Regions from separate parts of the Homo sapiens genome. Here region 2 is linked to region 1. A link is an interaction called in ENCODE POLR2A ChIA-PET data of the cell type or tissue named here. Cell type or tissue: OCI-LY7. All regions are shown on one strand. Region 1 holds the start of CCL5 (C-C motif chemokine ligand 5). Region 2 holds the start of CCL3L3 (C-C motif chemokine ligand 3 like 3).

Evidence for each region. Peaks named below come from ENCODE experiments on the same cell type or tissue, not always from the same donor. Only the 100,000 strongest peaks of a DNase experiment are listed, where the experiment ranks them.
Region 2: POLR2A ChIA-PET joins it to region 1 with 13 read pairs; 3 of 35 experiments call an interaction of 5 or more read pairs at or near these places.

Annotation. Positions count from the first base shown.
Region 1 is chr17:35,874,283-35,882,282 of GRCh38, reverse strand. It overlaps CCL5 (C-C motif chemokine ligand 5), which reads left to right and starts at 1,923. Exons shown (of 3, transcript NM_002985.3): 1 at 1,923-2,053; 2 at 3,644-3,755. The coding sequence starts at 1,978. The region is part of intron 1 of LOC105371745 (a long non-coding RNA gene); the gene reads right to left. In OCI-LY7, no CTCF peak of the experiment used is centred here; no DNase peak of the experiment used is centred here.
Region 2 is chr17:36,193,105-36,201,104 of GRCh38, reverse strand. CCL3L3 (C-C motif chemokine ligand 3 like 3) reads left to right here and starts at 4,347. Exons shown (of 3, transcript NM_001001437.4): 1 at 4,347-4,507; 2 at 5,193-5,307; 3 at 5,729-6,236. The coding sequence starts at 4,432. The coding sequence ends at 5,819. It overlaps LOC128966706 (a long non-coding RNA gene), which reads right to left. Exons shown (of 2, transcript XR_008485584.1): 1 at 7,962-8,000; 2 at 4,638-4,975. In OCI-LY7, no CTCF peak of the experiment used is centred here; a DNase peak (open chromatin) is centred at 4,164; H3K4me3 peaks cover 1,381 bases; H3K27ac peaks cover 1,052 bases.

The DNA of each region.
Region 1 (8,000 bases):
CAGGCTGGAGTGCAGTGGCGCGATCTCGGCTCACTGCAAGCTCCACCTCCCGGGTTCACGCCATTCTCCTGCCTCAGCCTCCTGAGTAGCTGGGACTACAGGCGCCCGCCACCACGCCCGGCTAATTTTTTGTATTTTTAGTAGAGGCGGGGTTTCACTGTGTTAGCCAGGATGGCCTCGATCTCCTGACCTCATGATCCGCCCGCCTCGGCCTCCCAAAGTGCTGGGATTACAGGCGTGAACCACCGCGCCCGGCCGCTTTTGTCACTCTCAATAAACACTTTTCTCTTAAATAATTCAGATGCCGGCCGGGTACGGCCTGTAATCCCAGCATTTTGGGAAGCCAAGGCGGGCGGATCACGAGGGCAGGAGATAGAGACCATCCTGGCTAACATGGTGAAACTCCATTTCTACTAAAAATACAAAAAAATTAGCCAGGCATTCTGGCCAGCTCCTGTAGTCCCAGCTACTTGGGAGGCTGAGGCAGGAGAATGGCGTGAACCTGGGAGGCACAGCTTGCAATGAGCCGAGATTGTGCCACTGCAGTCCAACCTGGGCGACACAGCAAGACTGTCTCAATAATAATAATAATAATAATAATATTATTATTATTATTCAGATGCCAATTTCAGCCTAGCCCGGACCAAATTGTTGCTAATTCTGAACTACTAAAATAGGAATTGATGAAGACTTACTGTATCCAGTTCTTTGGAATGCAGTAAGGACCCTAGCTCTAATCCAGAAGTTCCACATGGGTTCAGTTTTGAGGATACTCCTAACCACGAACCCTTTAATGTTGGGCAGTACTTAATGGACAGAGCACTGAAGTGGGAGTGAGGGCAACTGGGTTCTGATCCCAACTCTGTCATTCATTTGCTGTGTGTTCTTAGCAAGTCACTCCTGCTCACTGGGCCTTGGTTTCCTCTTGTGCAACTGAAGAACATGGAAAAAATGATCCCTAAAGTCCTTTGAAGCTTTCATATTCTGTAACTTTTGTGCCCAAGAAGGCCTTACAGTGAGATGGGATCCCAGTATTTATTGAGTTTCCTCATTCATAAAATGGGGATAATAATAGTAAATGAGTTGACACGCGCTAGGACAGTGGAATAGTGGCTGGCACAGATAAGCCCTCGGTAAATGGTAGCCAATAATGATAGAGTATGCTGTAAGATATCTTTCTCTCCCTCTGCTTCTCAACAAGTCTCTAATCAATTATTCCACTTTATAAACAAGGAAATAGAACTCAAAGACATTAAGCACTTTTCCCAAAGGTCGCTTAGCAAGTAAATGGGAGAGACCCTATGACCAGGATGAAAGCAAGAAATTCCCACAAGAGGACTCATTCCAACTCATATCTTGTGAAAAGGTTCCCAATGCCCAGCTCAGATCAACTGCCTCAATTTACAGTGTGAGTGTGCTCACCTCCTTTGGGGACTGTATATCCAGAGGACCCTCCTCAATAAAACACTTTATAAATAACATCCTTCCATGGATGAGGGAAAGGAGGTAAGATCTGTAATGAATAAGCAGGAACTTTGAAGACTCAGTGACTCAGTGAGTAATAAAGACTCAGTGACTTCTGATCCTGTCCTAACTGCCACTCCTTGTTGTCCCCAAGAAAGCGGCTTCCTGCTCTCTGAGGAGGACCCCTTCCCTGGAAGGTAAAACTAAGGATGTCAGCAGAGAAATTTTTCCACCATTGGTGCTTGGTCAAAGAGGAAACTGATGAGCTCACTCTAGATGAGAGAGCAGTGAGGGAGAGACAGAGACTCGAATTTCCGGAGGCTATTTCAGTTTTCTTTTCCGTTTTGTGCAATTTCACTTATGATACCGGCCAATGCTTGGTTGCTATTTTGGAAACTCCCCTTAGGGGATGCCCCTCAACTGGCCCTATAAAGGGCCAGCCTGAGCTGCAGAGGATTCCTGCAGAGGATCAAGACAGCACGTGGACCTCGCACAGCCTCTCCCACAGGTACCATGAAGGTCTCCGCGGCAGCCCTCGCTGTCATCCTCATTGCTACTGCCCTCTGCGCTCCTGCATCTGCCTCCCCATGTAAGTCCTGGTCTTGACCACCACAGCCCCTGGAGTCAGACTCTGCCTAGAATGCCTACCCCATCCCAATGACTGTCCCACACCTTGCCCTCTTTTCAACTGTAGCATGAATACTGTCTGAACCCCATTATTTACATTCTTATGAATTGTCTTACCCATATGTCCTGTTGTCCTTGAGAGATCTCTATGCTGCTTCATGGCAGGGATCTCCTGATCAGTTTTTCTGTCTTTAAGGTCTACACCCTCAAGGCCTACAGGTGTTCACTGAGTGTGGACTCATGTTGGGGAGATTAGTAGTCATGAGTAGCTCACACTGACTTTGAAACACGTCTGACTCATGCCTGTCAGCAGCAGGGTTTCTAAGAAATTTAACTAAACTAAAACTTCCTGAGACCCTGAGACAGCCATATTCTCTCTCATTTCATAAATGTAAAAAAAATTGGCTTATGAGAGGGTATGTGGCTTTATTAGAGTGAATACATTTAAAAAACAAATAAAAACAAGGAGAGGATAATAAAAGCTAATTAAATGGTTACTATGGATCAGGCATTGTGCTGATTTTGGCACATCTTTTTTTTTTTTTTTTTTTTTTTTGAGATGGAGTCTTCGCTCTGTCGCCCAGGCTGGAGTGCAGCGGCACGATCTCGGCTTACTGCAAGCTCCGTCTCCCGGGTTCATGCCATTCTCCTGCCTCAGCCTCCGGAGTAGCGGGGACTACAGGCACCCGCCACCACACCCTGCTAATGTTTTGTATTTTTTAGTAGAGACGGGGTTTCACCATGTTAGCCAGGATGGTCTCGATCTCTTGACCTCGTGATCCGCCCGCCTCGGCCTCCCAAAGTGCTGGGATTACAGGCGTGAGCCACCGTGCCCAGCCGATTTTTGTACATCTTATTTAATACCCACAACCCTTCTTTGAGTAGCTGTCCTTGATGTACAGATGGGAAAACAGAGAGGTTAAGTAACTTGTCCATGGAGGCACACAGCTAGGAAATGGGGAGACTGGTATTCAAACCTGGTTCCATCTTGCTGGGAAAATAAAAACTACTCCTCTGCTGGGAAGTGGCAACTGATGCTTCCCAACGTCATCTTGAATTAACTGACCAACAAGAAGTTCTCTGTTGAGAGCCCTTCTCACTGAAGCTCAACCAGAGCTCCCAAGATACAATATGCATCTCCAGGCCCTTCTTAGGATCCTGGCTGAGTCATGGAGCCTGAGCTTTGGAAGCCTCCCCACAACCTGCCCTAGGTCTCAAAGAAACCAAGTTCCAAATCCATTGAGGATGCTGGAAGGGCAAGAATGAAGCCAGAGGACCCAGGACAAGCCAGGAGGAGGCCCTGAAAGCCCAGGGCAGAAGGTTATGGTGTAGAGGGATGGATACAAGCTTGGCTCAAGGATTAGATGAGGCATTGGAATCCCCACTCTGCCACTGTTTATCCATGGCCAAGTGACTTTACCTCTCTGAGCCTCAGTTTCTGTCAAGGAAGATAACAGTTCTTTCTAAATAAATCATATAAAGTGTCCAGCACAATGTCAAGTGTGCAGTAGCAATGAATAAAAGGGTCTCCCTCCTTCCTTTCCTCTTCCAGATTCCTCGGACACCACACCCTGCTGCTTTGCCTACATTGCCCGCCCACTGCCCCGTGCCCACATCAAGGAGTATTTCTACACCAGTGGCAAGTGCTCCAACCCAGCAGTCGTGTGAGTCTCAGCCCCATGGAGCCCTCCCAGAGCCTGTTCCCTGAGGAGTCCTCTGAGAGGATGCCCTACCCACTTCCACCTATCCTCCAGCTGCAAGCAGCCACAGCTCCTCCATCTCTAGCCTCAGAGTCCCCTGCTATCATGTAAAAAGACTAGACAAGCTGTCCTTAGAGAATCGTGCCCACTCCAATGGACTATGTTCCCAGGACTCCAATCTTTTTTTTTTTTTTTTTTTTTTTTTTTTTGAGACAGAGTCTCACTCTGTCGCCCAGGCTGGAGTGCACCGGCACGATCTCGGCTCACTGCAAGCTCCACCTCCTGGGTTCATGCCATTCTCCTGCCTCAGCCTCCCGAGTAGCTGGGACTACAGGTGCCCACACCATGCCTGGCTAATTTTTTGTATTTTTAGTAGAGACGGGGTTTCACCGTGTTAGCCAGGATGGTCTCGATCTCCTGCCCTCGTGATCTACCCGCCTCAGCCTCCCAAAGTGCTGGGATTATAGGCATGAGCCACTGTGCCTGGCCTAGGACTCCAATCTTTACTAGTGTGGCCTTTACTTGAAACATGGTCTGGAATGCTCCTATGTGGGGAAGATCAAGTCAGTCATCCCCTTCAGTGAAGAACCCCATATTTCACACAGTCCCCCATATTTCACACCCAATCAAATCCACCTAAACCTCAGAGGAACTAGGGAGAAGAGGTCAGAGGTCAGGGATCTATAACTGTAGTCAAATAAAAAAACAAAAAGCCATCCATCAGAGAAGAAATAAGGAAATGAGATTCACCTTTAAATATGCAAGCTAGTATATTTGGAAAAATATAATAAACCCTACTATATAGGAAATGCCTACTATGTGTCAAATGTCTTATGTGCCTGATCTTTAAATTACACTTAGCTCTGACAAGTATGCATAATTCTCTCCATGTTTCAGGTATTGAAACTAAGATTCAGAGAGGTTTATTGATTTAGCCAAGGCTGCACAGTAAATGAGGGATGAAGTCCATCTCTAGAGCCTCCTCTTTCTACTATAGCAAAGTCATTAGTGACAATTGCTTAAGAAATTTATGGTAGAGACTTAAAAAATGAAAATGGTGCAATTCTGAAGTTTCTTATATAAGAGTGAAGTTTTTGTTTTTGTTTTTGTTTTGAGACAGAGTCTCACTCACTCTGTTGCCCAGGCTGGAGTACAATGGTGCAATCTCAGCTCACTGCATCCTTTGCCTCCCGGGTTCAAGCAATTCTCTTGCCTCAGCCTCCTAAAGTGCTGGGATTACAGGTGTGAGCTACTGTACCCAGCCAGGGTGAAGTTTTTTAATCCAAAAATTTATGACACTGGCAAAGTTAGAGGTACTCAAAGACAGACTTTGGATCTGATGAATCCTTTTAAGTATAATGGTAATATTTAACAATTACTAATTTTATTTCTGAAAACAAATATTTTTCAAAAGAAGAAAATCCTTCCCTGAGCACATACTATTGGCAGACACAGATTACTAAAGCCACTGTCCCAGCCCAACCTTATGGGACTCATAGTCTAATAAGAGGGGCAAGACAGACACAGCAATGACTAGAGTACACAGCAAAAAAAAACATGACAAGGGAAAGAGAGAGGAAACACATTCAGCTTCAGGGATTTACAGGTTTGCTGCAAATGGTGCTGTCTGAGGAGAGATTTGGCCTGGCAGAGAAAAGCCTAGGGAATGGGATATATCAGGAAAAGGGACTGTCCCCCAGGATTCTACTTTGGTTTATGTACAGTCTCCATGTAGGAAAGCACGGAGTGTCAGGAAAATGCAGCAAAAGTGCTAAATGCAGCTGTCAAGTGTAAAATGAGCTAGAACAGGGAAAGCTGAGAAAACAGGAGTCCAGTTTAGCGGCTACTGTTGTTATCCACGTGAGTAGTATTGGAGGCTGAACAGTGCCTGAAGGAAAGGAGAGACAGGAGGTTTCAAAGACAGACACTTTTGAAACCTTCAAAGGTGGAATTTGCAAGCCCTAGCAGGTGATTTGAGCTCAAGAGCAAGGGAGAAAAATGGGGGTTAAGGATGACACTGAGGTTTCCACCTCTGGCTGGAGAAGTGTAGAACCATCTTAAGCCTTGTGAAAGAGCTGTTTAAAGAGGAAAGAGCTAAGGTGCCAGCAAGATAACCCTGTGGATATGTCCAGTGGTGATGGTGAAATGAAGGGTTGGTAGCTGAGGAAAGGGTGTTAGGGCTGAAAATATGACATTCTTTTGTGGGAAAAAGGGGTATCCCAATTTTAAAAAGGCAATGCAGCCTGCCTTGGTGAGTACTGGCTCTAGAGCTAGTTTGCTTTGTTAGGACTCCAGCTATGACACTTGGTGAGTGTAGGCCCTTCAATTAACCTCTCGTAACCCCAATTACCTCCTCTACAAAATAGGGTAATAGAAGTACTTCCCCCACTGGGTCACAGTAAGATGAAAATACTTAGAATATGCTCTGGTACACAGTAGGTGCATAAATGTTAGCTTATTATTATCATTATCATCTAAATGCATTATTGCGTACACAAAAATAACAGGTGAAACTTAAGGAATGAATGAGTGAATTGCATTCATTCACTTAATCATTCAATAAACATCCATTAAGCATCAACTATGTGCCAGGCCCAGGGCCAGAGACTTAGGAAAAAACGCAAAGAAGAGAAAAGGGCAGCAGCTTTGAGAACATCCGCTCTTAAGGGGTAGGCAGAAGGAGGAAGTCAGGCAAGCAGAGGGTGCCAAAAATGGAGGTAAGGAGGGAAGACTTGGCAAGGAGGGGCTGTTCTTTGGTATCACAGTCTGCGGGGAGGTTGGGGGCAGGAAATGGAGGCCTGAGCTACCCTCATCTCAGGTATTGTTTTCCTGGCCTTTTGACTTCCTAGCCACAGGTCAAGGATGCCAAAGAGAGAGGGACAGCAAGTCTGGCAGGATTTCCTGTATGACTCCCGGCTGAACAAGGGCAAGGTCTGTGTCTGAAACTCTCACACCACCCTAAATAAGAACACAAACTCTAGAAAGTATGAGAGGCCAGAATATTGCTTCCGTTCCCTTTTCATCTCTGCACACCGGGGTGGGAGAAAAAGAGATGGTCAAGTGGCTCTGAGTGAGGCTGGGAAAGGGAAACACAAAGAGAAACCAAGAAATCCTCATTCTCACCAGACAATCTAAGGCTTCACTTTGTCTGAAAATATTTAGGCTCAAGAATGTGCAGGATACATCCAAAAATGGTTACGATGGTAAATTTTATGTTATGAATATTTTACCACAATTAAAAAAAAATTTAATGCTGTTAGGCACAGAATCAGGAGAACCACAAGAGCTTAATGACTTTGACAGACACACCAATACATGCATAGAGAAAGAATGAAAATATTAAACCAAAGAATGAATGAGTGATGAAATATTTAAATAAGGTGGGTACATAGCACATCAGAACATATTTGGGAATAATACTTCCATCTAGGGAATACATTTCTTTTTTTTTTTAATGTGATAGTAATCACAAAAGCAAAGGCGGAATTTCTGTGTTGTTTGAGACATATAATTCCTTTGTTATGCTATGTAATCATGTGGCATACTGCATGGGTCAATAAGATTTAAAAAATAAACTTCTATCTGGGTGCGGTGGCTCACGTCTGTGATCCCTGTACTTTGGGAGGCTGAGGCGGGTGGTCATCTGAGGTCAGGAGTTCAAGAACAGCCTGGCCAACATGATGAAACCCTGTATCTACTAAAAATACAAAAACATTAGCTGGGCGTGGTGGCGCACACCTGTAATCCCAGCTACTCAGGAGGCTGAGGCAGGAGAATCGCTTGAACCCGGGAGGCGAAGGTTGCAGTGAGCCAAGATTGTGCCACTGCACTCCAGCCTGGGCAATAAGAGCAAAACACCATCTCAAAAATAAAAAATAAAATAAACTTCTGGCCAGGCATGGTGGCTTACCCCTGTAATACCAGCATTTTAGGGAGATTGAGGCAGGAGGATGGCTTGAGCCCAGGAATTTGAGACCAACCTGGGCAACGTGGTAAGAGCTTGTCTCTACAAAAATAAATTTTTAAAAATTAGCCAAGTGTGGTGGTATACACCTGTGGTCCCAGCTACTCAGGAGGCTAAGGTGGGAGGATCACTTGAGCCCAGGAGGTTGAGGCTGCAGTGAGTTGTGTTCATGTCACTACACTTCAGCCTGGGTGACAGTGAGACCCTGTCTCAAAAATAAAAATAAATAAATAAACTTCTGGATG
Region 2 (8,000 bases), 320 kb before region 1:
GTATCTTTATTGGGACCCTCAATTCTTTTTTTTTTTTTTTTTTTTTTTTTTTGAGACGGAGTCTCGCTCTGTCGCCTAGGCTGGAGTGCAGTGGTGCGATCTCAGCTCACTGCAGCATCCTGGGTTCAGGTGATTCTCCTGCCTCAGCCTCCCGAGTAGCTGGGACTACAGGCATGTGCCACCACGCCTAGCTAATTTTTTGTATTTTTAGTAGAGACAGGGTTTCACCATGTTGACCAGGCTGGTCTCAAACTCCTGGCCTCAGGAGATCCGCCTGCCTCAGCCTCCCAAAGTGCTGGGATTACAGGCATGAGCCACCGTGCCTGGCTTCAATTCTCATTTTATTTAAAAATTCTTCCTTGGCTCTGGAGACCTGTCATGCTTCTGACTGTCTCTCCTGATTCTGTGTGTGTGTATGTGTGTGTTTGTTTTATTTTAAGTTCAGATATGCATGTGCAGGTTTGTTACATAGGTAAACTTGTGTCATGGGGGTTTGGTGTACAAATGATTTCATCACCCAGGTATTAAGTCTAGTACCCATTAGTTGTTTTTCCTGATCCTCTCCCCGTTCCCACTCACCATGGCCTTTCTTATCCTACCTTTCCCATTAGTATTTCAACTCCATAGTGAGAGTTCAGGCATAACACATATTGTTAGTCAAATCAGTGATTTATTTATTCATCAAATAGATATTAAGCTTCACTATATGTCAGGCATTGTGGTTATCACTGGAGATACACTGGTAACTAACACAGACAGTGGAATATAAAACTGACCAATTCCACCTGCATGACCCTGGGTACGTCATTTCAACTGGGAACATCAATTTACCACCTAGGAAATGTCTAAGACCCTCCCAACTCAACCCCGTCCTACATCTCCCTTACATTATTCATTCAACGTATATAAATTAAGCAAATGCTATGCGTGCAACTATATTTTACTCCAAGCCAAAACACATGGCAAAGGGCTATTTCCTGGTTTGGGGATTGATAGAGAAAGTCTTACAAATATATAAACACTGAGATAGAATTATATATTCAATAAATCATCTTTATTATAAAGAACACAATAATAAGAGATAGAGACTAGGTCAGGAGGTTCATCATGTTATAATCATCATGTACTAGGATTTGGTTTAAATCAACCAACGAGACATGGTCTGGAGTTGGTTTACAATCTGAGAAGACACTCTAAAAAATCTACCATTATAGGATTGGTATGAGGATCAAATATAATAAGTTGTGGTACAGGACGTGTAGCGTGTGGTACCTAGAGTCAGACTACCTGGATGTGAATCCCTGCTCTGCTAGTCATCAGCTTTACGGCCTTCGGAAAATTGCTTAACCTCTATTTACTTTGGTTTCTTCACCTGTTCAACTAAGAAAGTATACTGGTAACTAAATCATAGGGTTGTTTTGAAGACAGTTCAAACATGTAAATCCATATTATGGAAATCAGCACATGGTGATCACTCGATAAATATTACTTATTGTGAACTAAAATTTGTGTAGTTGCTAATCTATCATTAGTACAAAATCAAAGTTTGTTTCCAAACTCCCACATTGCCTTTATTAAACTATAAATTTCTTGAGAAAAAGAAACTAAAATAAAATCAACAGGACATGGTCTAGGTTTTTGAAGAGCAAATTACATAGGTAACTAATTATAACACACTGTACTGTAATCACAGAGATAGAGGATGTCCCTTATCAGAACACTGACTGATTCAGCAGTTTCCATTTCCTTTTCTCACTCTCCACAACTCACAGAAGCCAGCTCCCAGAAAAGGAATCACGAGTATGGAGGGGGTTCCCCTAAGAAGTGAGTGAGGGAACGCAATTCAGGGTATCAACGAGAGCTGAGAGGCAGAGGGTGGGGTGAGAAGGAGTCATTGCCTGTGATGTAGGTTTCTAATGAGACAAGTGGCAGAGATACCTTTATTTGGAATTGGTAGCAATAGGGGAAGATACGTGGATGCCAAAGCTCTGATGAAACCTACCACGGCCCCTGATCTTGCCTCTGCTTCTCCTCCCTCAAGACTGGCACTAGCCATCACTGGGGTGGAATGGAAACAGAGCTCATGTGTATTAAAAGACCTAACTCTAAAGACACTCAGGAAGGACAGAATTTCAAAGGCGTGGTCCCACTTGGCTTCTGTCCTCCGTTGTTCTCCAGCATCAAGTGTGTCAACTCTAACCCCTTTGGGGGGAATTCAAGGCCTGTCCTGGTTTGGTCCCAATTTACCTTTATCATCCATATTCACCCCCACTGCTCTGCAGCTCCACTGAAGCACCCCCTCTTTCCTCTGAGCCACAATGTCACACCCAGGACTCTGCCTCAGCTGGGCCTCCACTGCCCACCCATCTATAGATGCCTAAATCCCGGGCAGTTATCCAGACACAACTAAAGTTCCATCCCTTCCATGAAGCCTTCCCCAACCCTCTGGTGGAAGGTCACTTCTTCCTCATGGGGTTCTGAGCTTTCATTTCTTTTTCTACTAAGAGTTTTACAATTACCTGTTCATACACTCTACCTGCCCCCATGAGACCAGGGGCATCTCAGAAACAAAGATCATTAAAACCAACTAAATCTATTTCTCATTATAAAATGAGATATGCTGATTGATTGCAAAATAATAAAATAACAAAGTATGGAAAAGAAAAAAAAAAGCATATAATCTGGCTGAGAAGGTAGAGACCCTTCCACACCACTGAAATTATGTGTTGAAAAGAATAAGGAAAAAACTGCTTCAGTTTGGCATTATTTATGTAAGTATAGTATAGGATCCTTAAAATGGTTCAAAGAAATGGGAAATCAAGACTTCATTTTGGCAAAGCCCATTGAACAGAAACTGTAGCATATTTATCAGTAATTTCTTTCAGATTAAACAACTGACAACAACCCACTTTTCAACCAGTGATGTTGGAAATGTTTTAAAACAAAATTAGTTCATAAATTTGTGGGTTGACCAAGAAGGTAATAAAGTCTCACTAAATAAAATGAGGAAAATTCAGAAAAAGAAAAAAATAAGAAAATAAATCACCCATGGATCTAAGCACTATTCATTCTTTAAGGCATGTATTTCCAAGCCTTTTAATTTTTTCCATGCCTAGAGTTGGCATGGCATATATATATCTTTATACAATTCTTCAAATTTTATAGAATTTGTATAATGTTTTATCTTGCTTTTTTTTTAACCACTGATGTTATAAGCATATTTATGCCACTTCATTCACGTTAGAGACTTAATAATAAAGGATCTTGTGGATAATTTATCATTCCCTGATAGAGAAAAATTTAGCTTTGCTTATTTTAGAGTTATAAATGATGCTGGGTCAGGTATCTTTATGTTTGAAGATGGCTCCATATTTGGGTTGTTTCCACAGAACTCTTTCCCAGAAATGCTTTTTCTAGGTTAATGGCTACACATATTTCTAGGCACCTGACATACTGACACCCACCTCTAAAGTATTTTTATGATCCACAACTAGCGTTTAACACAGCGCCCCAGTCACTCCGAGACTAATAAATAGACAAATGACTGAAACGTGACCTCATGCTTTCTATTCCTCCAGCTTTCATTGAGTTCCTTTCCTCTGGGAGGACTGGGGGTTGTCTAGCCCTCCACAGCATCAGCCCATTGACCCTATCCTTGTGGTTATAGCAGCTGAGGAAGCAGAATTACAGCTCTGTGGGAAGGAATGGGGCTGGAGAGTTCATGCATAGACCAATTCTTTTTTTTTTTTTTTTTTGAGATGGAGTTTCACTTTTGTTGCCCAGGCTGGAGTGCAATGGCATGATCTCAGCTCACCACAGCCCCCACCTCCTGGGTTCAAGCGATTCTCCTGCCCTCAGCCTCCCGAGTAGCTGGGATTACAGGCATGTGCCACCACGCCTGACTACTTTTGTATTTTTAGTAGAGATGGAGTTTCTCTTTCTTGGTCAGGTTGGTCTCAAACTCCTGACCTCAGGTGATCTGCAGCCTCGGCCTCCCAAAGTGTTGGGATTACAGGTGTGAGCGACCATGCCTGGCTGCATAGACCAGTTCTTATGAGAAGGGATCAACTAAGAATAGCCTTGGGTTGACACACACCCCTCTTCACACTCACAGGAGAAACCCCATGAAGCTAGAACCAGTCATGAGTTGAGAGCTGAGAGTTAGAGAGTAGCTCAGAGATGCTATTCTTGGATATCCTGAGCCCCTGTGGTCACCAGGGACCCTGAGTTGTGCAACACTCAGCATGACAGCATCACTACACTTAAAAATTTCCCTCCTCACCCCCAGATTCCATTTCCCCATCCGCCAGGGCTGCCTATAAAGAGGAGAGATGGCTTCAGACATCAGAAGGACGCAGGCAGCAAAGAGTAGTCAGTCCCTTCTTGGCTCTGCTGACACTCGAGCCCACATTCCATCACCTGCTCCCAATCATGCAGGTCTCCACTGCTGCCCTTGCCGTCCTCCTCTGCACCATGGCTCTCTGCAACCAGGTCCTCTCTGCACCACGTGAGTCCATGTTGTTGTTGTGGGTATCACCACTCTCTGGCCATGGTTAGACCACATCAGTCTTTTTTTGTGGCCTGAGAGCCCCGAAGAGAAAAGAAGGAAGTTCTTAAAGCGCTGCCAAACACCTTGGTCTTTTTCTTCACAACTTTTATTTTTATCTCTAGAAGGGGTCTTAGCCCTCCTAGTCTCCAGGTATGAGAATCTAGGCAGGGGCAGGGGAGTTACAGTCCCTTGTACAGATAGAAAAACAGGGTTCAAAACGAATCAGTTTGCAAGAGGCAGAATCCAGGGCTGCTTACTTCCCAGTGGGGTCTGTTCTTCACTCTCCAGCTCACCCTAGGTCTCCCAGGAGCCCTGTCCCTTGGATGTCTTATGAGAGATGTCCAGGGCTTCTCTTGGGCTGGGGTATGACTTCTTGAACCGACAAAATTCCATGAAGAGAGCTAAGAGAACAGTCCATTCAGGTATCTGGATCACATAGAGAAACAGAGAACCCACTATGAAGAGTCAAGGGGAAAGAGGAATATAGACAGAAACAAAGAGACATTTCTCTGCAAAACCCCCCAAATGCCTTGCAGTCACTTGGTCTGAGCAAGCCTGCCCTCCTCAACCACTCAGGGATCAGAAGCTGCCTGGCCTTTTCTTCTGAGCTGTGACTCGGGCTTATTCTCTCCTTTCTCCGCAGTTGCTGCTGACACGCCGACCGCCTGCTGCTTCAGCTACACCTCCCGACAGATTCCACAGAATTTCATAGCTGACTACTTTGAGACGAGCAGCCAGTGCTCCAAGCCCAGTGTCATGTAAGTGCCAGTCTTCCTGCTCACCTCTAGGGAGGTAGGGAGTGTCAGGGTGGGGGCAGAAACAGGCCAGAAGGCCATCCTGGAAAGGCCCAGCCTTCAGGAGCCTATCGGGGATACAGGACGCAGGGCACTGAGGTGTGACCTGACTTGGGGCTGGAGTGAGGTGGGTGTTACAGAGTCAGGAAGGGCTGCCCCAGGCCAGAGGAAAGGGACAGGAAGAAGGAGGCAGCAGGACACTCTGAGGGCCCCCTTGCCTGGAGTCACTGAGAGAAGCTCTCTAGACGGAGATAGGCAGGGGGCCCCTGAGAGAGGAGCAGGCCTTGAGCTGCCCAGGACAGAGAGCAGGATGTCAGGGCCATGGTGGGCCCAGGATTCCCCGGCTGGATTCCCCAGTGCTTAACTCTTCCTCCCTTCTCCACAGCTTCCTAACCAAGAGAGGCCGGCAGGTCTGTGCTGACCCCAGTGAGGAGTGGGTCCAGAAATACGTCAGTGACCTGGAGCTGAGTGCCTGAGGGGTCCAGAAGCTTCGAGGCCCAGCGACCTCAGTGGGCCCAGTGGGGAGGAGCAGGAGCCTGAGCCTTGGGAACATGCGTGTGACCTCCACAGCTACCTCTTCTATGGACTGGTTATTGCCAAACAGCCACACTGTGGGACTCTTCTTAACTTAAATTTTAATTTATTTATACTATTTAGTTTTTATAATTTATTTTTGATTTCACAGTGTGTTTGTGATTGTTTGCTCTGAGAGTTCCCCCTGTCCCCTCCACCTTCCCTCACAGTGTGTCTGGTGACAACCGAGTGGCTGTCATCGGCCTGTGTAGGCAGTCATGGCACCAAAGCCACCAGACTGACAAATGTGTATCAGATGCTTTTGTTCAGGGCTGTGATCGGCCTGGGGAAATAATAAAGATGTTCTTTTAAACGGTAAACCAGTATTGAGTTTGGTTTTGTTTTTCTGGCAAATCAAAATCACTGGTTAAGAGGAATCATAGGCAAAGATTAGGAAGAGGTGAAATGGAGGGAAATTGGGAGAGATGGGGAGCGCTGCGACAGAGTTATCCACTTCACAAAATTCTGGAACATTGAAACTACGAATATGTTATAACTCAAATCGTAATATGCACGCTCTAGGAGAATTAACTACTTGAATGGCCACCATTAAGCAGAGTATTCTGTAGGGCATATTCATGATGAATCAAGCTCTTAATAGCAATTATTTACATTGTTGAGGCTTACTCCTCCTACTGAGTGCTTTTTATACATTGTTCATTTAATCTTACCAATGCAATAGTACAGCTTAGGTACTATTAATACCTCCACTTGACAGAAAAGTAACCCAGGGCTCAGAAAGGTTAGACAACTTGGCTGAGGTTACACAGCACGTAAACGGTCAATTGTGTTCCAAAACTGGACTTTTATTGAACTACAGACTATGCTGTTAACCATTGACCAAGTTATTTCCCAAAGTATGACCCGCCTATACTCAAATCTTACCCCATTCTTTAACAGATGATACTTTATCCATTGCAACCACTTCCTGTCAGGATTCTGAGTTGACATAGAGTGTTTCAGCAGTGATTATTTAAGCCAATTACATCAGGATCTTTAGGTGTAGACCTGGGAACTGATATTTTTATCAAGCTCATGAGGTGTTCCATAGCATGTTAATGACTGAGAGCCACTGTCAATAGAATTCACCACTGTTTTCTAAATGTGGTAAGTCTCTGCATATGGCAACAGGTGTATTATACATTATTTCTCTAGAATCTACACTCTACAAAATAAATAGCTAATGTTAGAGAATGAAAAGACAACCAGCTTCTGTGTGGAGCAGGATGCTGTCTATAGGTTTGAAAGGTAAGTTATTTAATAGATGGATTGCTTGCATTATATGTACAAGAAATGCATACTAAGCTAGGGTCCTTTTTGCAGAAGAAAGGGAAATTCAAAATATTTGTGTGAAAACCAAACGTGTTAATTTTTATGAGCTATGCTTATTTCATTTTGTTTAAAATAATCTAATTTCTGTGTCCAAACATGTTTAGAATTGTAGGGCTCAAACTCTTTAAAGCATAATTAAACACTACTACTTAGCAGATATTAAAATGCACATACTATGTGACCTACATCCCATTTGACCTGATCCCATTTCTAGGAATCTGCTTCATAGAAACACTGCCAAAAGATAAGAATATGTAGACATGAGGATATTCTTTCAAGTATGGTTGGTAAAGAGCAAAGAAATGCAAACAGTCATCAGTAGGGGATTAATAAGTAGAGGATTAAGATGTCCATCAATGGAATATTCTGCAGTCAGTAAACAAAAGCAGCACACATCTATAACTGTGGAAAGTGTCCTCAATATTCTAGGTAAAATGCATATCTATTTACATTCAGTATATGCATATATATTCTCTACATATGCTACAAAACTGTCTGTAAAGGATATTATTTTGTTTTTATTTTTAAAAGCCATATACACACATATATTTACATAGGCAAATATTTGGAAAGACACACATCAAATAGCTAACTGTCGTTTCTTTGAGGAAATGAGGCTTTTTTTAAATTTTTTTAGGAATGAGGGTTTTTCCTTTTTATATTCTGCACTTTTAAAACTTTGAGTTATTTTCTGATTAGCTTGCATAGCTTACCTCTCTGGTCTCATCTTACCCTGTTCTTTGATGGGTGAT